Linked DNA regions of Mus musculus: region 1 is linked to region 2. The links are chromatin loops, found by intact Hi-C in ENCODE. Cell type or tissue: gastrocnemius. All regions are shown on one strand. Each heading gives the region's core, and the rest is flanking DNA. Links, peaks and the distances in the headings are about the cores only. Region 1 has its middle 28 kb from the start of 4930440I19Rik. Region 2 overlaps Zfp385b (zinc finger protein 385B).

Region 1 (8,345 bases), core at 244-8,243, 230 kb after region 2:
AAAATGTTCAACATCCTTAATCATCAGGGAAATGCAAATCAAAACAACCCTGAGATTCCACCTCACACCAGTCAGAATGGCTAAGATCAAAAATTCAGGTGACAGCAGATGCTGGCGAGGATGTGGAGAAAGAGGAACACTCCTCCATTGTTGGTGGGAGTGCAGGCTTGTACAACCACTCTGGAAATCAGTCTGGCGGTTCCTCAGAAAACTGGACATAGTACTACCGGAGGATCCAGCAATACCTCTCCTGGGCATATATCCAGAAGATGCCCCAACAGGTAAGAAGGACACATGCTCCACTATGTTCATAGCAGCCTTATTTATAATAGCCAGAAGCTGGAAAGAACCTAGATGCCCCTCAACAGAGGAATGGATACAGAAAATGTGGTACATCTACACAATGGAGTACTACTCAGCTATTAAAAAGAATGAATTTATGAAATTCCTAGCCAAATGGATGGACCTGGAGGGCATCATCCTGAGTGAGGTAACACATTCACAAAGAAACTCACACAATATGTATTCACTGATAAGTGGATATTAGCCCCAAACCTAGGATACCCAAGATATAAGATATAATTTGCTAAACACATGAAACTCAAGGAGAATGAAGACTGAAGTGTGGACACTATGCCCCTCCTTAGATTTGGGAACAAAACACCCATGGAAGGAGTTACAGAGACGGAGTTTGGAGCTGAGATGAAAGGATGGACCATGTAGAGACTGCCATAGCCAGGGATCCACCCCATAATCAGCATCCAAACGCTGACACCATTGCATACACTAGCAAGATTTTATTGAAAGGACGCAGATGTAGCTGTCTCTTGTGAGACTATGCCGGGGCCCAGCAAACACAGAAGTGGATGCTCACAGTCAGCTAATGGATGGATCATAGGGCTCCCAATGGAGGAGCTAGAGAAAGTAGCCAAGGAGCTAAAGGGATCTGCAACCCTATAGGTGGAACAACATTATGAGCTAACCAGTACCCCGGAGCTCTTGACTCTAGCTGCATATATATCAAAAGATGGCCTAGTCGGCCATCACTGGAAAGAGAGGCCCATTGGACTTGCAAACTTTATATGCCCCAGTACAGGGGAATACCAGGGCCAAAAAGGGGGAGTGGGTGGGCAGGGGAGTGGGGGTGGGTGGATATGGGGGACTTTTGGTATAGCATTGGAAATGTAAATGAGTTAAATACCTAATAAAAAATGGAAAAAAAAAAACTTCACTTATAACTTAGTTATGGTTTTAAACCTTCAGTGAACCTGTGGAGCTGAGACAAGTGATGGGTGTTTAGCCAGATAATTACTCCTAATGGATATGCATGCAAACATTCTCTGGTGTAAACTTCTATTTCAATTTATGATTTGATTTTCTGTGTGAACTTTTGAAGAACTTTTTAACATGTGATCACGCATTCTGAATGATGTTTAAGGGCTGAGGACAAAGAGAAGAGTCAGATTTGAGGAACTGAGATGAGGGGAGCGGAGGTGAGAAGAACTGAGCTGAGGAGAAGTTTTAAGACAGAACACTTTTTAGATTAGAAGGAAAATGCAGAGTGGAATAACTTAGAAATTATAGGTAACATAAAATACTAAGAGAGCAAAGTTCAGAATGCAGAGGGAAAGAGGAAAAAAGATGTCACAGAGCCGAAGGAGCAGGCAGGCTTCTCCTTACCATGGGACAGAACAGGTCCTATGATAAGGACAAGGCAGGTTTAGTTTTATTAAAATAAACAAAGCTTTTTTTCTTTCAAACATGGGTTTAATTCACTTAGCATTAAAAGGGTAGAAGCCTTTTCTTTCTCTATGTAATAAAGATTGGAGCAGCTAGAACTGACCCTAACCAGTTCTGAGGCTGAAGCAGGTTTATTTTTCCCTAGTATGCTTTTATACCATTTTGATACATGATCGTAATAAGTTCAGTTCTAGGTTAAGGAACAAGCAAGGTAATAAACACAAATAGTCAAGGAACAAACAAGACAATAAACAAAGTCCAGCGATCATTGCTTCTAAGGGCTTACTTATCAAGCTATCTGAGCCTACTTTCCTGTCATAACCCAAAGTCATATTCTTACCTGAAGCCTACTTCTTTGTTCTAGGCTAAAATCAGATTCCTGCCTGATCTTACTTCCCTGTCCTGGCCCAATGTCAAATTCCTGCCTGAAGTCCATTTCCTTGTCCTGGCCCAATGTCAATTTCCTGCCAAGTGGGCCCCCAAAAGCTCTCCACGCAAAACTCCGAATTTAATGCCAGATCTCTGTAAGTTTGAGGTCAGCATGGCTTACACAGTGAGTTCCAGAACAGCCATGGCTACATAGTAAGACTCTGTCTCAACCATCCAAACCAACACATGAACAAAAAAAAATTAATTTAAACACCTGTGGTTTCCTGCATGTCTTTGAGAAACAAGCAGCCATGGATAGAAGGTATCTAAAAATAGACTTTGCATCAAACTGATAGAGCTTTCTCAATGTTTTCCTAGATTATAAAATGAAATAGTCTTCCATAGTTTTCAGTCAAGTTCCCTTCCTTTGGAGGTGGTAGAAGCTGGGTTAGAGTGTAGAGGATCTTGAGACCCCCCTTCCCCCCTCAAACCATGCAGTTTCCCCAGCCCTAGGGCAATAGTTGTGGAATATTTGAACATGCATCTTGAATTGTAGTCTAGACCTAGCCCTGCAGGGAGCAGTGGACCCTGCTTGCAGATGTTGCCCTGGCTCTGGACTTAGTCTTTTGGAGTTTAATTTTGGCTCCATCTCAGCCCTCGCTGTTTATCTAATTGCGTTTCAGGACTACAACCTATCTAGGTGTAAATAATGAGCTAACTGTGACTTAATGTGTTTGGCAAAGGGAGAATGTCATTTCCCCAAGGAGGTTAGTCTACTTTGCCCTCTGACTTATGCTTTGTCTCATTTCTGTTATTGATAGGCTTGACTCATGCTGCTGCTATGTCTTCTGTATTTACTCTTTCAGCCTTAGAGCGGGTATCCCTACTGACCTCTGAATTGACCCCTGAATAAGAAGTCATTAGCACCATCATATAAAGAACTATGGAGTTATATATCTATTGCATCTGTACTTTTAAACTGAAGTTCCTATAAGTCAGTACTGTAAGCATGGAGTGGGGAGCACTTGGGAAAGGATTCCTGCTGTCTGTTTCCAAGGAGACAACGATTTTCTTTACTTGACATTTCCCAAATGGACCCTATTAGGGTGGTGAAGTAACACTTAGTCTTGTTTCTCTCACACCCACTAATTGCTGCTGTTGTTACAACAGCAATGTGTTCTCTGACCTGCTTATAACACCAAGACAGCTTTGGTAACCAGAGCCAGAACCATGTATTTGTTTTGTTTTGTTTTGTTTTGTTTTTCCATTCTGTTGGCAACAATACATCCCTCCAGCCGTTTTACCCGGTGACCTTGTTTGGGGAATTATTTGAGTGTTTTCAGAGGTGTAATGCCATGATCCCCCACCCCAGTGGTTGTGAGCTGGTCTTGACATGGATGCTAAGTCCCTGGAATCTAGACCTGAGAAGGGATGCCGCATCGCTTTATCCCAGCATATTGAGGGCTTAGGGCCGAGGAATTTCAAAAAGAAATACTGACCCCTTGTGGTATGATATTATATTCTAGTCAATCAGGTGAAGAAAAGTTTGGAAATTCAGAATCTTCCTTAAATATAGTGAATTTTGCTTAAAATGACACAAAATGATGCTGAGTGTATACAGTAGTTTACATGCTAATTAGTAACAATAGGAAAGGGGACAGAATGACTATTTTATACAGCCATACAGGGAATAACATATATGTTGCATTTTTAAAAAGCTTTATATTGGCAAATCTCCTTAGGGTCTTTGCTTTAATATTCTCACATAATTCCATCAGGAAAAATCCCATCCATAATAGTTGATTTTATAGAGTGCTTTTCACATGAAAGAAAATGTCTTCACATGTGACCTTATTTGCTCTTCATACCAACTGAGGCAAAGTGTGGCTGTTCTTTGTAGTTTAAAGAAAAAAAAAACATTAGGAAAGTTTAGTAACTGATCCAAATGAATATAATTAGAAAGCCTGAGCTGACACAATGGTGGCACACACCTCTAATCCCAGGACTTGAGAGGCAGAGGCACGTGGATCTCTGTGAGTTCAAGGCCAGCCTGGTCTACAGAGCAAGTTCTAGGGCAGTCAAAGGTACACAGAGAAACTCTGTCTTGAAAATCCAACCAAACCAAACGCAGCCAATCAACCAACCAACCAAACAACCAACTTAACCAAATGACTAAGGCCTGATTAGACATCTAAATATTAGAAGGGTGTGTCTAAATACAGCGCAGCGCTTCTGGTTTTAGGGTGAAGAGCTTCTATTTGGAAAGACACAGGGAGCACACAGATGCTCACATTGCAGAACTGGGGCTACCAAGTCACTTATCAATCAAACTAATGAAGACATCTTCAGTGTGATAACTCCAGATGCCACACAGATTTCTTTGTCTAGTGGAACAACATTAGATTGTTCACGCCATTTGGTGTGTACAATTTGTGCCCTCAGCAGGTGTGGTGCAATAGTGCCAAGCTAAGGGCATATTTGCAGAAATCATTTGAGTTTAAAAAATAAGTTAGAAGCTGGGCATGGTGGTGTATGCCTTTAATCTCAGCACTCAGGAGGCAGAGGCAAAGGTTCAAGGCCAACTTGGTCTACAGAGTGAGTTCCAGAACAGCTCATGCTGTTACACAAAGAAATCCTGTCGTGGAAAAAGAAATAAAGAATAATTCAGAGAGAACTACATCTACACATTATGCAGAAATGATAAATTGATATAGTATTATATCACTCAAGCATTTTATTTCTTGTATGCTTGTTTTACTGGAATGAACTCCCGGCATTAAAATATTAAACAATATAGGAAAAAGATAAAAAGTAAGTTTTACTCAAATCTCATTCTCCTCACCCATAATAATAACTTTTACTGTGGTGTATATTTTCCAGTCAATTTTCTATCTATTTATACATATTTGCATACATATGAGCAAATATATTATTTTCTGAGAAAATATGTGAGATCTACTTATTCTTTTCTGCTTTTCCCCACTGATAATACACTAGCTATTTTACACACAGTATACCTTGACCGTCAGTACAACCCTTTTATGAACCCTTTTATGAATATATGCATATGTGAACATGTGTATTTTTGCATATATGAATATATGTATATATGTGTATATCCATATGTGTATTTAATGGAATTTTCTTATTAAAATATATTTCATAGTTTGCAGAAATCATTTGAGTTTAAGAAATAATTTAGAAGCCAGGCATGGTGGTGTGTGTACACGTCTTTAATCTCAGCACTCAGGAGGTAGAGGCATTGCATCATATATTGTATCATTATTATATATATATGCATATGGCATACATCATATATACATTATATATGTATATATATACACACATATTGCACTAATATGTGTCTGCACATCTGTGGGTATGCAGATATATTTGGACATGTGAGTGTGGAGGCTGATGTTGAGATGGACTGCTCTTTTCCTCATTTATTGAGGCCATCTCAAATGAACCAAAGCTTACTGCCATAGCTGATATAATTTGCCAGTTTGCTCAGGGAGATGCTCATTTCTGCCTTCTCAGCACTAGATTTGCCCACGGAGTGCCACACACACCTGGGATTTACATGGTGGCTGGAGATCTGAACTCTGACCCTCACATTGTCAAGGGAATCATTTTATCCACAGAATCATCTTCCAAGGCCCATGGATGGATAGACTGGATAATTTTTTTTTTAAATTTGTTTATTTTGTTTTGAGAAAGGGTTTGTTTGGCTTACAATCCCACATTGCAGTCCATCATTGTGGGAAAGTCAAGACAGGAACTTGAAGCAGAAACTTCCACTGTCAGAGGAAAGCTGAGAATTAATACACACATGCATACTTAGCATTCCGTTCTTACTCTCCATTCATTCTTACATACTCCAGGACCCAAACCCAGAGACATCTGTGACGAGCTTGGTCTTCCACATAAATTAATCAAGATACCCCCACCTCCCAAGACATGTCTGCAGGTCAACCGGATCTAGAAGGTTCCTCACTGAAACTAGACTCTAGATCATGTCAAGTTGACCATTGAAGCTAATCACAAAGGGACTTAGGCTTCGACCCAACCACATGAGGCTGACCTGACTATGGCTGCTAATTGAAAGTTTCCATCAGAAGGAATCAGCACTGAGTCGCTGATTTAACACTATTCCCCAGCAGGGCCAACCAGGGTCTTCGTGACAGACTGACTAAACTGAACCACTTCCGTTGTGGAAAGGGCAGAGCCTTTTCCTTTCTAGGCTAATCATTCTTTTATGAATAATTTTTTTAATTTTGAAAATTTCATACATTTATACAGTATTTACTGATCATGAGTATGGGTACTTCTGAAATCTCTACTCTATAGATGATCTATTTTTCTCTAGTCTAAGACTTTAAACATTATACAATCTTAGAGGAAATCATAAACTCGGGAATGTGGCAGCCCAAATACCTCAGGCTTATCTACTTTTATATTTTCTCATCTTTAGTCCCTTTAATGCTGTCCCCATGATTTTTGGTCTCCACAGCTAGTGGCCATTACTATGTAAGAGTTCTTGGAATTGAACTTAACTTACTTGCTTTATGCTGCTCTGGCTTAAACAATAGTACCTCTAAAAGCATAGCTACTGCATGAAACACACACAGATTCACACACCTTTATATTTACATATTATCTTTTACCTTATTGGATATAAAATATGTAATTACACTCAGTAAAATGAAAGTTATTCTTTTGTGTATCACTAAGGTCATATCACAGTAGGTTATGAATATTGTTCTTATTTCAATAAGCCCCAACCTAAAGAGCAGGCTTTTCTTGTCTTGCTCTGTGATGTGATGCAGGTTTGAACACCCAAACCTTCAATCTCTTCATTTCCCATTCTGCTTTTTTGTTCCAGGTTGTACTTAGACTTTTCCTTACAATTTAGTGTCCTGTGCTGCGCTTGCCACCTGACAGGAACCCAATGAACAATTATTAACTTATGAACATGATGCTTTCAAATATATGTTGAGGCATCCGATTACATTAAATTGGCCTTTCCAATCTTATCTATATTTTACCCAACTTGGAAAGATATAGCAGAGATTCACAATTCTAGCACATACACCGTATGTTCACTTTGTCTTAAAAACATTAAAATGGAAAAGAAAAATCACCCGTGTTATCGTTTATATTTCTGAGACTATTGAGACTCAAGGATAACAAACATTTACCAGCGACTGCAGAGTGCATTTGTCTGATTGCTTGCCGGTCTGTGCGCCCAACACTCTCTGCCGAGATTTCTGGTCCAGGCAGTTCCAGCGAGGGGGAAGTGCAATTGCTGCAGCTGCTCTGGTGCTGCTGCTGTCCTGCTGCACTGAGCCTCCGGAGCTGGTAGAGGGCTCAGCTAGTAAGCAGAGGTGCAGGGGAGCTTCTAGCATCGAAAGCGTTCTTTCCCCAGGAAGTGTTACAGCTCTTACAGGACAGACGGATGCTCTTAGGCGATGGAGTAATTCTCACACATCTTTATTCCTTCTGGATAGGATTGTATATATATAGTTTTGGGATGGGTTGGGGTCTGACAGCTGGTGTGGTGTTTCCTGTTGACTTTGTCTGAGATCTTAAGGGTGCCTCATCTACATGTGGCGGGGTTTGGGGGCCCTGCCCCTATGTGGCTGATAGTCACAATTCTCTTTGGTGGGTTTGGGGAGGCTATGACTGCGTGACAGGGGCCTAGTGTTTGGAGCAGGTGAAGCTCCTTCTGCCTGTTTGAGTTCAGGGGCTCCAACCTTACCAGGTTTCCTCTCATGGTCCACTGCCTCACAATTCTTGATTCTGAACTCAGGCAACTTGACTACTAAGTCAGTCCTGCAATCTTGAGAATATTTCCTTACCGTTAATACCACTGACTGCTGTCCACTTCCTTCCCCACTCTACTTCCCTGTCAAGTACAATCCTACGTATACATATACTCAACCCTACAATAGCACTCAGCCTCTGGACTAGTCTGAGGCATTGAGCTGGAGACTTTGTTTGTAATTATGTAATATAAGTTAGAATCAGTAACGATATAAGCTGTAACATATTTTTCCAACTTAAAGCAATAATACACTTTAATTTTTGCAGCCTAATAGGAAGGTCACATATTTTGGACTCATCGTTTATATTATAAAAACACAGTGTACTTTTGTCTATGTGGTTTGGACTATGGTGGGCAAGTTTGGATTTCACAATCAAGCAAGGGCTGCATTAAGAGCACCAAAAATATT
Region 2 (8,345 bases), core at 227-8,226:
TTTCCTCTGGAAGAGAGGCCCCTTGGTCTTGCAAACTTTATATGCCTCAGTACAGGGGAACGCCAGGGCCAAGAAGTGGGAGTTGGGGGGGGGGGGGATCTGAGGGACTTTTGGGATAGCACTTGAAATGTAAATGAAGAAAATACCTAATTAAAAAAAAAAGACCTTTCCTCTGGAACAGAGAGTTGAACAAAGTGAGGGGTCCTGCTCACACAGGCCAGGGTTCCCCAGCCCATTTTCCAATCTTTACCCTATGCACTGGTAACAAGAGAAGGTTCAAAGGCACCACAGAGTAAGAGCCACATATTCAGGTCATCTGGACCTTTCCTAATCATGCAACCATGGCGCCTCAGCAAGTCTGCTCACCCTGCCTGCCTCATGGTAACCAAGTAGTGGGGGCTGCCTTCCTTTGCTATCCCTCTGCCCAGTGTCGTTACCAATACACAGGGATCCTTCCCCCCCTTCGCCAAGCCAGAGGACGTGCATATCACGCTGCCTTTCCAAAATATGGTCCTAGGGAAAAGGAAAGAACCTTGGACTCAGAGAAATAAAGATCAGGGATTATTTACAGTTAGATCTACAAGCAAATGATGGCTAATAAGAATACTAAAAGTGAGACTGAAAAAACTGCTCAGTCTAATAAGGTGCTTTCCACACAAGCACGAGAAACTGGAAGTTAGAGTCACCAACATATATGTTTGGAGGCACATGCCTGCCATCTCAGTGCTGGGGAGGTAGAGACAGGAAGATCTCTGGGTTTGCTAGCCAGTCAGACTAGGAGAATATACATACACAAGTGTACACTTACATGAATCTATGTATATGTGTATGTATGTATGTATGTGTGTGTGTGTGTGTGTGTGTGTGTGTGTGTATAACCCACACAAAATGTGTTCATACCCACATGAGCCCCCACCCCCAAACACACACAGATAATAATACATCAGAAATATCAGTCTTTCTTGTCTGTCATATTTGAGTACTATTTATGCATCTCTGAAAAAAAAATCTATTATTGGGAATGTTTTATAGGACTAGAGTCATAAAAACTGAGATTCACTAATTATCAAATATGCATGTTTGGGGGGTATAATTTGAACCAATAATGAAGAGATGGAAATTACTATAAACAGCAGTCTAGAACATGGTCTTTTGGCTTTCGTGTCACAAACCTGTGCCAACCTAAAGAATACTGACTGGATACTAGAAAAAGGCTAAAGAGAAAATACACAGAACTCCTACCTGGATTCTTTCTGCAGAGTTTTCATGAAGTCACATCGGACTCCAGAAGAGAACTGCTTAGGGGTAGCCTTCTCAGAGGGTCTGGCGTACCCTTAAAAGTTCACTTTGTTTTATTAGATGATCAAGCCAAAGCTCGAGACCCTGTGACATCACCAGAGAGGACCGTGTGCAGGTGGAGCTCCTCCCTTCTCTCATTAATTTTTATTCAAAAATGAATTGAAATATTTCCCAGTCAATGGACCACATTAGAAAAATGAATAGTGCCCTTATTTAAAGTTACTTTTCAATGTAACATTACATTTTGTAGTTTCATGATGTTTGAAATATTAGGCAAAATACAAAACAGATATTTTGTGCTCAGTTCAATTGTTTCTCATTTAAATCTTGGTCGTTTGCGGGCACTAAAAGTTCTGTTTTGGTTGGCCAACTGTGTCGGTTAGGGTCCCAAATTGGAAAGAAATATAAGTTCTGAGTTGGGAGAATTGGAAAAGGTTTGTTTCTAAGTGACTACGTACAGGTACACAATCAGGATGTGGAAGAAACACAGGGATGCTCCAGGAGCAACTGCCCTGACCCAAAACGAAGACAGAAGGCAAATGGGAGGACACCACCTTGCCTTGCAGGGTGCAGTGACATTCACAGGAGCCAAGAGAGCCCTCGGTGTTTCTAGAGAAAGATCGAGGGAACTAACACCCTGATCTTAATCTCTTCTGCCTTCCTATCTCCTGCCAAATTTACCTTTAACTACGACTAAACTGGAGGGAGAGGGTAGGAGAGTTAGGTGGCGGACTGAACTCTCAGCCCAGCAGACGACAGGAAGAAGTGAGTACAGACCCAGAAGATCCGACTGAAGTTATCCACACAAGCAGAAACTGGTGTGTGCCCCTGATACCTATGGAGGCCAGAAGAAGGCATCCAGGAACCTGGGGCGGGAATTACAGGCAGCTGGTAACTGCCATGAGGGTACTGGGAACGGAATTCAGGCACCGTGCAAGAGCAGCCAGAGCTCTTACCTGCTGAACTATCTCTCTAGCTCCCTTCAACGTATTTTGAAGCATCAAGAGAATTCACATAGGTTGGAAGCAGGTGCCCCAGTACTGCCTGCATTGTGCCATGAGTCCTTTAGGGCACATCGATGTTGGCTGAGCATGGCACGATCTTGCTAAGGAAGAGCCACTTATTTCTCATCACATCAAGCTACATCCATATTCAGGACAATTCTGACAAGAGGCTCTGAGCCCTCTGCAAAAGAGTCTGGATTGTCTGTGGGAAAACTTGAACCATCTGAGCTGTTTGATCAGAGCAATCTCATGATCGAGTTTTCCTTTAGAAACATATTTTTGGTAACACTGCAGAGCTGAGATCGGCTGATGAAGTAAAGAGTGAAAACGGGAGACCATTTAGAAAGTCGTTGCAATAACCCAGGAGAGAGAGAAACTCAGTAGCAACACTCTGTGGCTTTCACTGTTTCAATCCCTGGTGCCCTATACTTTGTGATATAGAAGGAGGGATATGAAATTTTCTCCTCCAATTTTGAGGTTTCTATACTGTCCCATTGATTTCTCTTGATTTCTTGCTGCCGTAACCCATCATTCACCCAGCACTATTGAATCTGACTTTCAATAACTTGAGAGTGTTTCCTCCTCTTCCTGACAATGAGTTGATAAAGGTTACATTTATCCTGCAGACCATAATTTCCAAACTAGGCAGAAACTGTTCTTGGAGGATTCTGTGAAAAAGGAAGGCTTCTTGCCAAATACCCCTGTAAGACCCTGGGATATGCAACTTTAAGAAGCTTATTTTCCTGAGCTTCTAAGAATTCTCATGTGAATTGTAAGTTCTGAGGGAGGGCGGGCCGAATTCAACAAGTGACCCTGATTTGTAGAAAACATGTTGGAAAACAGTGATTCCCTCTCAAAACAGTATGCAAAATGCTGGCGTAAGCAATCTCAGGGTTTTCTCTAATTTCCTTAAAACTTTGCTCTTTGACAAAATAGGTGATATCCTAGAGACCAATAAGAAACAAAGCAAAACAAAACCTCAGTTGCAATAATCATCGCAAGGACAAACAGTGCTCTCCAGCGTAGACTTTTTTTATATTTGCTGCTCCAGGAAATGGTTTGGATAGCACAAAGGGGGCGGGGGAAAGAGATCAATTCTTTTGGTGGGAATTTCAAACATTAGGACAGGGAATTCATGGGCACCTGACTGGAGCAAACCTTTGCATACTCCATCTTGACATAAGGAAGAGGTATCAGGGCACAGGGGTTGTTGATCAAACACGGAGAATTCTAATCCAGGAAGGGCCTTATGTCCAGCTGTCCACAACCATGCACTGAGCCTTGATAGGAAGAAAAGCAACTGGAGCCCTAGATGTCTTGATAGGGACCTACCAACCAAGAGAACCTATGACTTCCAGCAAGTTAGAGCCCTGGGAAAACAGCACATTGCAACTCAAACTGTGGAAATACAACCCCATGTTTATGCAACATTCCTCAATACTGGCACGCTGACATTTCTGGTCTGGATAATTCTTGTTATGGGGCTGCTGTTTGTATGTGGTGGTATGTTCACCAGCATCCTTGCCTCTGTCTATCAGGTGTCTAGAATGCATTCCTCTCCAGACCCCCAGCTGTGAAAACCAGAAATATTTCTAGGCATTGATCAAATGTCTCCTCCAGGAAAATCCCCTGCTAACACCCACTGGTTTAAGTAGCCATAGACAGCCCCAGAGAGATCCTAGATGTGAGATGTGAGAAGCTGAATGAGTCCAGAGCGACCAGATGGATGATGTCCTAGAGGCCAATGAGAAACGACGCAGAACCTCGGTGGCAAAAGTCATCTCAAGGACAAACAGTGCTCTCCGGCAGGTGCCCTGACAATGCAGATGTCAGAAAAGAAAACAAGCTCAGAACTAGGGAGGACTGGAAGCCAAGCCACTCAGGTTCAACTGCTGGACATGACTCAACTCTCTGGCTCTCAGTTCCCCCAGATCTCTAAGATGGAGATAACAGCAGTAGGATTACCATGGCAATTAAATGAGTAAATATGTAATTACGTTTTGAATAATTAGGTGGCCTTTACTATCTATACAATCCCCTGGGATTAAATCTAAGTCATAGGGGAGTGTGACAATGAATTATAAATCAATTTTCAGCCTCAATTCAAAGGAGGTTCACAGCCGAAACAGAAACTCATGGAATGTAGATAAGTTATTTTTATATAACAACTTGTGTTCAGGAATTTATCTCCAGTACACTTTGTTTCTTTGCGCCCTGTACAACTTCCCTGTCTCTGCCCGCTTAGTGTGCCTTCATACTGCCACCGCTGGGGTTGTTTGAAGTGAAAACTAACCAGAAAGGGGTTTTCTACTGTCTAGAGAGCCATGGTCCCACAGACACGTAAAGAATACAAGGTATGTGAGGAGGGCCCAGCATAAGACTCTGTGGCCTGCTTCTGTGTTGTCTATTTTAGACTTTGTGCTTTTGTGTAGATTTTTATGTGGAAGCTTTTCAATGCTTCTTTGAAAGTCACTGGGCCAAAGAAACTCCACCAGGTGGCAGTCAAGGCTCCCCGAGTGCAGCCCTTGCCCCTCCCTCCATCTGCTTACAGGGACCTCGGGATACATTTATGGTCCATGCCCAGGAACATGGGTTGGCACTGTGGGGCTGGCAACATCACAGTTTGACTGACAATCTCACCTTGGAAAGCTCTTCTCCATTGTCTGCCAGTGAAAAGTCCTTAAAGCGGTCCTCTGATTCAAATTTTTAAGCTGCAAAATTTGCTCTGATTTTGATTTTTAAGAGCAAGCTGATGGCATGGAATTCTCTCTAGATGTTGGTGTTGACAGTCCTGAAGGGCGTGCTTTGGAATTCTCTACGAAGGACAGGGACCCACAGTCTTCTAAGGCGTTTCATTCTCTGTCTAGCCCCACGTCCCCAAACTCAAGTCGTTTCCCAGTACTGGGGTACCTTAAAGGATCCACTAACAGTAGAAGGGAACATGTCTGGATGGACTCTGTCGTTTTTCCCAAAGGTTCCTGTGCAGATAATTCCTTCCAAGGACCCTAGAATGTTACAGCCAGCCTCTTCCAGTGCGGGCAACCTGGGCTTCTTCTCAGTGACGAACCTACTCCCTGAGGCAAGCAGAGGTTGGGAGGCCTAGCTACTTGTTGGGAAAGGACAAAGCATAAAACACAGCCACATCACTAAACAAACAAACAAACAAAATAAGCACTCTACCTGCCTGGTATCTCTCTGAACGACAGCTTCTTCACACTTTTACTGAATAAGTCTGGTGCTTGGATCAGAAGGCACTAGTAATAATAAAAGTGTAACTAGGAAATGCATGTATGTTGAAGAACTACTTTACAAATTAAATACTGCCTGAGCTATTCACTTTACGGCTAGACAGATGACTGGCTGATTGATTGATATCCCATAGAGGTAACTATTAGGTAGGGGCATCTTGCTCATCAAGTTGTTCTCTAAACTGTGAATGCATTCATTCAGTGACAGGACATACTGATATGCCCTCAAGAGGCTCAACATCCATTGTCTCCATCCGTGCATATGTCTCTTGTCCTTCAGTTCACTGCCACGGCCCATCAGAACAGCTCCTCCCTGGTCCCATTTGGCAGTCAGTATCAAGACTGCTGCTGATTCTCCATCTGTCAAACTCAATCTACCTTCCACATCGAGGGAGGACATGGAGTGTGGACTAAGAAAAGAACAAAGGGAGCGGGCTGGCTTCACCCTGGATGTGGTCCACTTTAAAGGGACCAGGAGTCCCGGAGACATGGAAAATTCCCTAGCAGGACTTGCTTTGTGGAAGTCTGACTAGAACCAAACAGCCAGGAACATAACAGCTCTACATAGAGCAGCTTTTGTACTGTTTTCCTAGCTACACAAATTCCTCTTAACCTCCAACGAGGAGACAGTACTCTGCTGGGAGCTATTTCAGAATTCTGTACAATGCGCTCCAAGTCCTTGTTATGGGAGATAGATCCAGAGGAAACACCTAGTCCTAGTTGGCCACTTAGATGGGCTGAAATGGCTTCTCACTCCTTGAAAATAACCAACTGAAACTGCCTCTTGCATTGGCTACCTGTGTGACCCACCAATGAGGACTTTTACATTTCTTTGGTCTGTGCTTTCAACTATAAAAATAATAATTTGGAATATCTGACCTCAAAATTCCTTTCTGCTCTTTCTTTACAGTTTTCAGAATCAGTGAGCCTCAAGTTCAAGACTGTGTCCTGGCAGGTATTATATTTTTATAACTTAAAATTCCTCAAGAATGGAAGCATCCATTTCACTACCTGTAAATGGTGGTGTTGACACTGTCTAACATGTTATCAAATGATTCATGTTAAATGTTTAAAATACCAGCATACACAGTTAGGCATCTCATGGCCTCTGTTCACTACTGCTGTTATTATCTCTGCAGGTTTGGAACCAAAGAGAAGGAAAGTGGAAGATAAACACATCGTAACTGCTCAGCCAGAGGAACCGTTTTAATAAGGAGTAAAACCGTTTGGCTTACTAACAGCGTAAGACGAAGCGCAGTGAATCAGTCTGACTCTGTAGGCATGCAAACACACAAAGCATGTTTAACAATGGGCTGAGAAAAAAATGCTACCACTACTGATCTCGAATTTCATCATTCTCAGAATGTACATGAAAACCTAATACACTCAGCACTGTGTAAAATAATAACTACCTTATGAGTGGTCATGTCTATAAACAACTGAACTTGAAGAACCATTTTCCAGACTTTAGCTACTTCATCATCTTTCTCTGTGACCTTGTCTTGGTGACATCCGGATCTACTTGGGATCTTCCTTCCTTCTATGGGGAGTCTGGACACTCACTATACATAAAGAGAATCTCTGATGCAACTGATCACCTCATCACAGAAACTATCCCCAAATTCTGAAGGTGGCAATGTTTCAAGGTGCTCTTTGGTACAGTCTGGAGAGAGGCCTATGATAGTCGTACTTCTGGTTTTGAACAAGTCAAGGTCTTAAGTACGTAGCAAGCAAAAGTGAAGGAACAAATAACAACTAGGAGATAGCATAAACATTATCAGATCAGCTCACAGCACCCAGCAGATAACTAGAGAAGACCGGGTGAACAAGGGTAACGCCATCAATTTTGCGGCTTACAAGCATCTGGTAGCCGAGGCAGTCAGGTGGAGTGTCTGACGATCTCTCCACAGATGAGCTTCCCATGGCTGACCTCCCATCTCTCCCTGTTCTCACTGCAAGCATTTTTACATCATGGAATACATAACAGTTACCTCTGTTGGAAATGGCTTACTATCTAGCTGTTCCCAAGAACACAATGTTATTACTCTTGGCATGTTTCACTATTCCCTTCCCTCCCTTTTTTAGTTAGGAAGACACTTTGAGACAAAGATATCTGAGTCTGAATTGCGGGAGCCAAGCCTGCTTCCAGAGCCAACTCATCAATGGCCTGAAACAACACAGCACAATTTATCAATATCATGAGTATTTCATGGTCAGAAGAATGGATCAGTATATCCACTCTCAAACGGTTTCTATATAGTATACCCTACAGAAAATCATTGACACAGATTTACTTAAACACACAGCCTGTTCCAGTTCCCTTGTTTGGTAAACAATGTGATCAGAGAGAATGCAACAAGAATACAAAATAAAAACTAATATTTATCCAGTGGTACACAATGTGGCATAATATAAAGACAGCCTCAAGAAATAAAAATTTTCAACCAAAACTAGGCTGTGGTTAGTGAGGCAGATTGACTGAGGGTCCTCACACAGAATAAAAATGTTATTTTACCTGTAAACCTGAGAGCAAGTGCCCCTAAATTGATGGAACCAGAGATCACTGATCAGGCTGTCATCCAAAGGGCATGATGCAGTTCCTTCCCCTATAAAAGGTTTATCTGGATCACAGGCATCCTAGTTTATTATGCTATGTTCTTGAGGATCTGTGGATCATCTTCCATTGTCCTGGCATGTATGTGCAAAACACCATGTGCACACATGGCCTCTTCAGACTCACATAAGAGTGATCACTAGAGGGTCCTAGATACTGCCAAAGAAATGCAGGGACTTT

What was found. Peaks named below come from ENCODE experiments on the same cell type or tissue, not always from the same donor. Only the 100,000 strongest peaks of a DNase experiment are listed, where the experiment ranks them.
Region 1: a loop joins it to region 2, with 7 times the contacts of the local background. A loop is called at or near these places in 15 of 42 quality-filtered maps.

Annotation. Positions count from the first base shown.
Region 1 is chr2:78,018,546-78,026,890 of GRCm38, forward strand. No RefSeq gene overlaps it. Among named protein-coding and RNA genes, the nearest start is that of 4930440I19Rik, 28 kb to the right of the region's middle. In gastrocnemius, for the core only: a CTCF peak has its summit at 3,632 (motif pointing left); a DNase peak (open chromatin) is centred at 3,511.
Region 2 is chr2:77,791,525-77,799,869 of GRCm38, forward strand. All of the region lies in intron 1 of Zfp385b (zinc finger protein 385B), which reads right to left. Among named protein-coding and RNA genes, the nearest start is that of Zfp385b, 21 kb to the right of the region's middle. In gastrocnemius, for the core only: a CTCF peak has its summit at 4,791 (motif pointing right); DNase peaks (open chromatin) are centred at 4,855 and 5,908; H3K27ac peaks cover 346 bases.